2 separate regions of the Homo sapiens genome follow, and region 1 is linked to region 2. Evidence: read pairs that join two places in POLR2A ChIA-PET (ENCODE). Cell type or tissue: OCI-LY7. All regions are shown on one strand. Each heading gives the region's core, and the rest is flanking DNA. Links, peaks and the distances in the headings are about the cores only. Region 1 overlaps PEAK1 (pseudopodium enriched atypical kinase 1). Region 2 overlaps PEAK1 (pseudopodium enriched atypical kinase 1).

Region 1 (2,919 bases), core at 249-2,748, 51 kb after region 2:
TATAACTATTAAATTTAATTTCAGACAAATTAGGTGACTTAACAGGGATGGTTTTGGAGGAAATGTTTGTAGCTGTGGGTGATGTAGGTGCTGATTTGTGACAGTTTTTCCTTGGAGGAACATTTGGTCCAGTTCCACTAGTAATTAGTTCTACTTTAGGTATCTTTTGTCGTGGACTGGTGCTAGAAGTCCATACTTCTTGGTATCGAATTGCACTGGATTTTTGGAAATGGGCACTTATTTGTCCTGGTGTCAATGAAGATGATGTAACTGGAGAGTTTGGAGTAGAGGATGAGCTTTTTGTCTTGGGGCTGTTAACAGGGCCCTCGAGGTGCTCACTGGCCATGGCTGCTGACACATCCACGACAGTATATGGCTTGCACAATGGCTGTTCCAGGTTCACAACTCGGTAAGGTTTTGCTTGCTCTTCTGTGGGGACAAGGTTTATGGTTACTGCTTGCCCAGCAACATCTGTAGAGGCTTTACTTTCTTCCTTCTCAGTTTGTACAGCAATCTTGCCATCTTTCTCTTCTAATCGGAGAGCAAGGACTGCTTTGTGGGTCTCTGGAACTTTTATTGAGCTTTTGGAAGCCTGTGATGAATCTTTATCCTGATTATTACTAGAGGGACTTTCATAATTGGGCTCAATTTCCTTCATGTCCTTAGAATCTCCTGGGTTACCAGGAGATAATCCCCCATTACAAATCTTCTGGGATAAACTACTGGCTGTCTCAGAACGTGATTCTTCTGTTAAAGAAGAATCTGGTGATGTGGAGTCAGATGACACCATGCTCTGAATGCTTCCTTGTCCATAAGAGACCACAGAATTTTCCTCATAACCATTCAGGATTTCATCATAGCTGTCATCATAGTCCACAGCACAGATTCTCTGCAGAGACTTGTTTCGCAGGGGGATGGTATTCCATTTTTTGTCCACAAAGAATCGAACAGGAGACAATGTGTTTGCTCTGAAGTTGGCAAAGCGAGGTTGCCCTCTCATGCGAATCTCCATGGCCAACAGCTCTTCATCACTCTCATCCCAACTCTCGTGCTCCTCCTCCATGTTACTGAAAAGTACATCCTCTTCACTCTCCTCGCCACTGGAAAACTCTGGGTAACAGAACCGGCCCCCTTCATTACTAATCACTTCTGTGCTCCCACTCAGAATAACATGCTTGCCCTGAGTTTCCTTTATCCCACCTATCATGCAACTTGGTGGAAGCTTTCTTTCCAATGATCGTTTATAGCAATCATTTATTCTTCCCAAGAATGTTTCTCTGGAGTTTGTTTCATTTCCTCTTATCTGAGGGGCAGTATCCAAGCCTGCTATCTCCTTTAACACTTCAGTTAGTCCATTATTGTTATCTGACATCTTCTTTGCACTATCATTATTGCCATAAGGCTTAGGAACATGGCTAATTCCTTCATCATCTTCATTATTATTGTTAAGTGGTTTCTGACTCAAGGCAGCTCTGTTTCGGTTCCACCCTATGATGACAGGTTTGTTCTCACAGTGTTCTTGGATGCTAAGCTCACCACATATACTTTGCCCATCTGCCACTATCATAGTGGGCTTCACAGCTATAGTGGGTTTTTTAGCCACAGGAGGCCGGAAATTGCCCGTGTTCCTGATGCGGTGGTTGTTACTGTGATTGGCATTAGTTTTCACATTGCCATGGGTGATGGGTGCCTTCTCAGGGTCTGGGGGAAGCTGGTGCAAACTTTTAGGTTTAAAGCAATTCTTGCATTCACCAGGTTTCCAAACATGTTCAGTAAAGGTGTTACAAGCAGACATTTTTAAAAATAGAACTTCACAGACAATGCTTTTCTTTCAGTGCATGACAAAACTTTCATCTGTTAGTTTTCACTTCCCCTATGTGTTACAGCAGCTCTTCTAAGAATGATCAATCTGTGGAGGGGAAAAGAAGACAAAAAATCTGAATGAAAAAGGCACTATGAGACTTACCATTATTAGTGACTTGAAAAAACTGACTCCATTCCTAAACTTTTCCTTAAATTAAAAGACTGAGAGCTAAACTAATTTGTGTACTTTGTAATTTCCCTTTAGCCAATCAGCATTTGGAAAGTGAGCTTTTTAACTATAATTTTATGCACTCTTATCTATCCATACATAATCTTCAGCTTGATGTCTCTGTTGCAATGATTCTGTGACCTTCCCTCCCAGAAATGCCTTTGATACCACTCCTTCTGTTATCCACCAATTTCTCTAACACTTCCCAGCCCATTATAGATTCCTCTTCTTCCACCTACCCTTGAATGTTTTAGACATTTCGTAGACTCCTCAAACTCAATGCATTGAAAATGAAGCTTCGGGGCTGGGTGCAGTGGCTCATGCCTGTAATCTCAGCATGTTGGGAGGCAGGCCAAGGTGGGAAGATCCCTTGAGCCCAGGAGTTCAAGACCAGCCTGGCTAACATGATAAAATCCCATCTCTAAAAAAAATATAAAAATTAGCTGGGTGTGGTAGCACACACCTATAGTTCCAGATACTCAGGAAGCTGAGGCAGGAGGATTGTTTGAGCCTGGGAGGTGGAGGTTGCAGTGAGCAGATTGTGCCACAGTACTTCAGCCTGGGTGACAGAGTGAGACCTTGTCTCAAAAAAAAAAAAAAAAAAAAGGCTGAAAAGGAGACCAGGGGCCAGATCATGCAAGGCCTTTTAGGCTTTTAAAGATTATAGAGTTTATCCTAAGAGCAGTGGGAAGCCACTGAAGGGTCTTGAATAGGGGAAACAACATAATCCAATTTGCATTTTAAAAAGACAGCTCTGACCAAAACCCATGAAATTCTTACGTATATAAGTCCAACAAAATATGTGTAAAATCTAGAATCTATATGAGCAAAACTATAAAACACTGATAGATGAAGGGGGGAAGAAGGGGGAAAGGTAAGCAAATTAT
Region 2 (2,919 bases), core at 207-2,706:
CTTTCAAATTGCTAAATTCTACCACTGATTTTTTTTTTTTTTTTGATATGTTGTCCCACTCTGTTGCCCAGGCTGGAGTGCAGTGCCTCAGCTTACTGCAACCTCCGCCTCCTGGGTTCAAGCAATTCTCATGCCTCAGCCTCCCGAGTAACTGGGATTACAGGTGCCCGCCACAATGACTGGCTATTTTTTTTTTTTTTTTGTATTTTTAGCAGAGACGGGGTTTTGCCATGTTGGCCAGGCTGGTCTCCATCTCCTGATCTCAGGTGATCCATCTGCCTCAGCCTCCCAAACTGTTGAGATTACAGGCGTGAGCCACCACGCCCAGTCTACCACTGACTTTTTGTTTGCAACATTTTAAAGAACTTTTAGTCTCTTTAAGAGACAGTTACACCCTTTAGACTATTATAAATTCCCTTAGTATGGGAAGGGAATTTAAGAAGATAAACAGAAAAAGTTGTTTGTGTGGGCCAACTGTTAGTGTCTTTTGCTTATCTCTGCAAAGACAGGGTTCACAGAGCCCTAATAGTACAATCAATTGGGCACTTCTGGCAATACCAGAGGGTCTTAAAAGAGACATTTATATTTAGCATTTAGTGTAAAATATCCTTTTCCAAACCTGCCAACAACTCCTAGTATATAACCACTTGCCATCTGTTCTTTGGAGATTGGTTTTACATCATTATAAGCAAAGAAATCAATACCAGACCACTGATTTGGGAAAGAGACAAGATTCCACGGCAATAATACATAAAGTTAGTCAAGTCCTACTTCTCAACTGTTTTGAAAGAACAGATAGTTCAATGTCCCTTTCTGAAACAGGTACTCATCCTGCATTGGTGATTTTGCAGCAATAAGGGCCCAAGATAGATAAGGCACCATAACCTCAATTTATATAACAGCTCTTAAGTGCTATATAGAATCTCAAAATACCTTTTTAAACTCAATAGTAATGTATTAACTTGAATCCAGATCCCCCTCTTTACAGTTTATCCCTCAGTTTAATTTAAAAAGTGTGAGCTGGAGCACAGGGTTACTCTGCCAGTGACATCAGACAGTCAACTGGTGTAGATACTGTAACTGCAGAGGGTAGCTAGCTGAAGGTCTGTTTCAAACATACATTCTGTCTTGATAGACAGGTAAGGCCAATCGTTACCTTATCCATTAATTTGCTAAGATACCATCTGGTCTTTCTAAGCCTAATTAACATGTAAAAGTCATTTAGATATGTTAATTGGTTTTGAACCAGTGAATAGAATCAGTAAAAAGGGACTATGGGAATGGAGGACACTACCTTAAGTTTACATATAGGGCTTTGTGTTCTTCAAAAACCTTTCATATGCATTATCTCACTTGATCCTACACTCACTGTAAACATCTGAAAGAGGAGGAAATTGAGGCTCAAAGATTGTTACTCTCTTAAAGTAACCTAGGGAAGAAGCTAGTGGCTAGTTAATGAAATGAACAGTTATTAGGGACATTTTGTTTTCTTTTAACCAAACAACAGCTCCATAAGATGGGTGCCATTATTGACAAAGCTACTAAGAGGCAGAACCAGGATCTGAACCCAAATCTTTTGGACTTCAAAGTCCACACTTTATTTATTATATTGATGAAACCTATGGCTTTCTGCTACAGTGAATGTAACTGGGCAAGAATTCTTGATGTCAAGAGTTTAGCTGTCTTGAAGAAGTGGGTTATCTGAAATAAGCAATCCACATGTAAGAAATTGATAAGTGGCACAATGGACAAAATACAGCTATGGAGTCAGAAATATTTGTGATTAAAACTCAGCTCTGGCCAGGCATGGTGGCTCACGCCTGTAATCCCAGCACTTTGGGAGGCCAAGGTGGGCGGATCACGAGGTCAAGAGATTGAGACCATCTGGCCAACACGGTGAAACCCCGTGTCTACTAAAAATACAAAAATTAGCTGGGCATGGTGGTGCACACCTATAGTCCCAGCTACAAGGGAGGCTGAGGCAGGAGAATCGCTTGAACCCGGGAGGCAGAGGTTGCTGTGAGCCAAGATCGTGCCACTGCACTCCAGCCTGGCAACAGAGTGAGACTCCATCTCAAAACAAAACAAAACAAAAACAACAACAAAAAACTCAGCTCTACCACTTGCTAGCTGTGTGATCCTAACCAAGTCAGCCTACTTCTTGGAGCTTCATTTTCCTCATATGTCAAATGGAGAAAAAGATCTTAATCTCATAAAGTTGATGTGAAGATTAAATTACATAACAAAAATATAGTTCCAGGAACATCAATAAACATTAGTTATCCTCCTCTATAAAAATGTTTCTCTAGGGAGCAAAGGAGTTACAGAGCAGAGGTAGACAAGCATTTCTTAGCTGGTAAAGGGTAAAGTCAGAAACATAAACCAGGTATGATGGCTCATGCCTGTAATCCCAGCACTTTGGGAGGCCAAGGTGGGAGGATCACTGGAAGCCAGGAGTTTGAGACCAGCCTGGGCAACATAGTGAGACCACCACCTCTACCAAAACCAAAAAAATCAGTCATGTGGTGGCACACACCTGAGGCTGCAGTGAGCTATGATCATGCCACTGCACTCCAGCCTAAAAAAAAGACAGAAACATGCAGTGAAAGGTACATAACAGACCTCATATTTTTAGGTAGCCCTTGCAAAAAGCAAAGCTCAAGGGTTACCTACTTTTTTTTTTGAGACAGGGTCTCACTTTGTTGCCCAGGCTGGAGTGCAGTGACCCGATCATGGCTCACTTCAGCCCTGACCTCCTGGGCTCAGGTGATCCTCCCACCTCAGCCTCCTGGGTGGCTGGGACTACAGGCATGAGCCACTACATTTGGCTAATTTTTTCTATTTTTTTTTTTAGAGACAGGGTTTCACCACGTTGCCTAGGCTGGTCTCGAACTCCTGGGCTCAAGCTATCCACCTGGT

The links. Peaks named below come from ENCODE experiments on the same cell type or tissue, not always from the same donor. Only the 100,000 strongest peaks of a DNase experiment are listed, where the experiment ranks them.
Region 1: POLR2A ChIA-PET joins it to region 2 with 6 read pairs; 3 of 35 experiments call an interaction of 5 or more read pairs at or near these places.

Annotation. Positions count from the first base shown.
Region 1 is chr15:77,180,132-77,183,050 of GRCh38, forward strand. It overlaps PEAK1 (pseudopodium enriched atypical kinase 1), which reads right to left. Exons shown (of 10, transcript NM_001385026.1): 7 at 1-1,909. The coding sequence starts at 1,795. Among named protein-coding and RNA genes, the nearest start is that of LINC00597, 44 kb to the right of the region's middle. RefSeq lists an enhancer at 1,705-1,794. In OCI-LY7, for the core only: no CTCF peak of the experiment used is centred there; a DNase peak (open chromatin) is centred at 1,810; H3K4me3 peaks cover 1,595 bases; H3K27ac peaks cover 789 bases.
Region 2 is chr15:77,129,416-77,132,334 of GRCh38, forward strand. All of the region lies in intron 9 of PEAK1 (pseudopodium enriched atypical kinase 1), which reads right to left. Among named protein-coding and RNA genes, the nearest start is that of TSPAN3, 60 kb to the left of the region's middle. In OCI-LY7, for the core only: no CTCF peak of the experiment used is centred there; no DNase peak of the experiment used is centred there.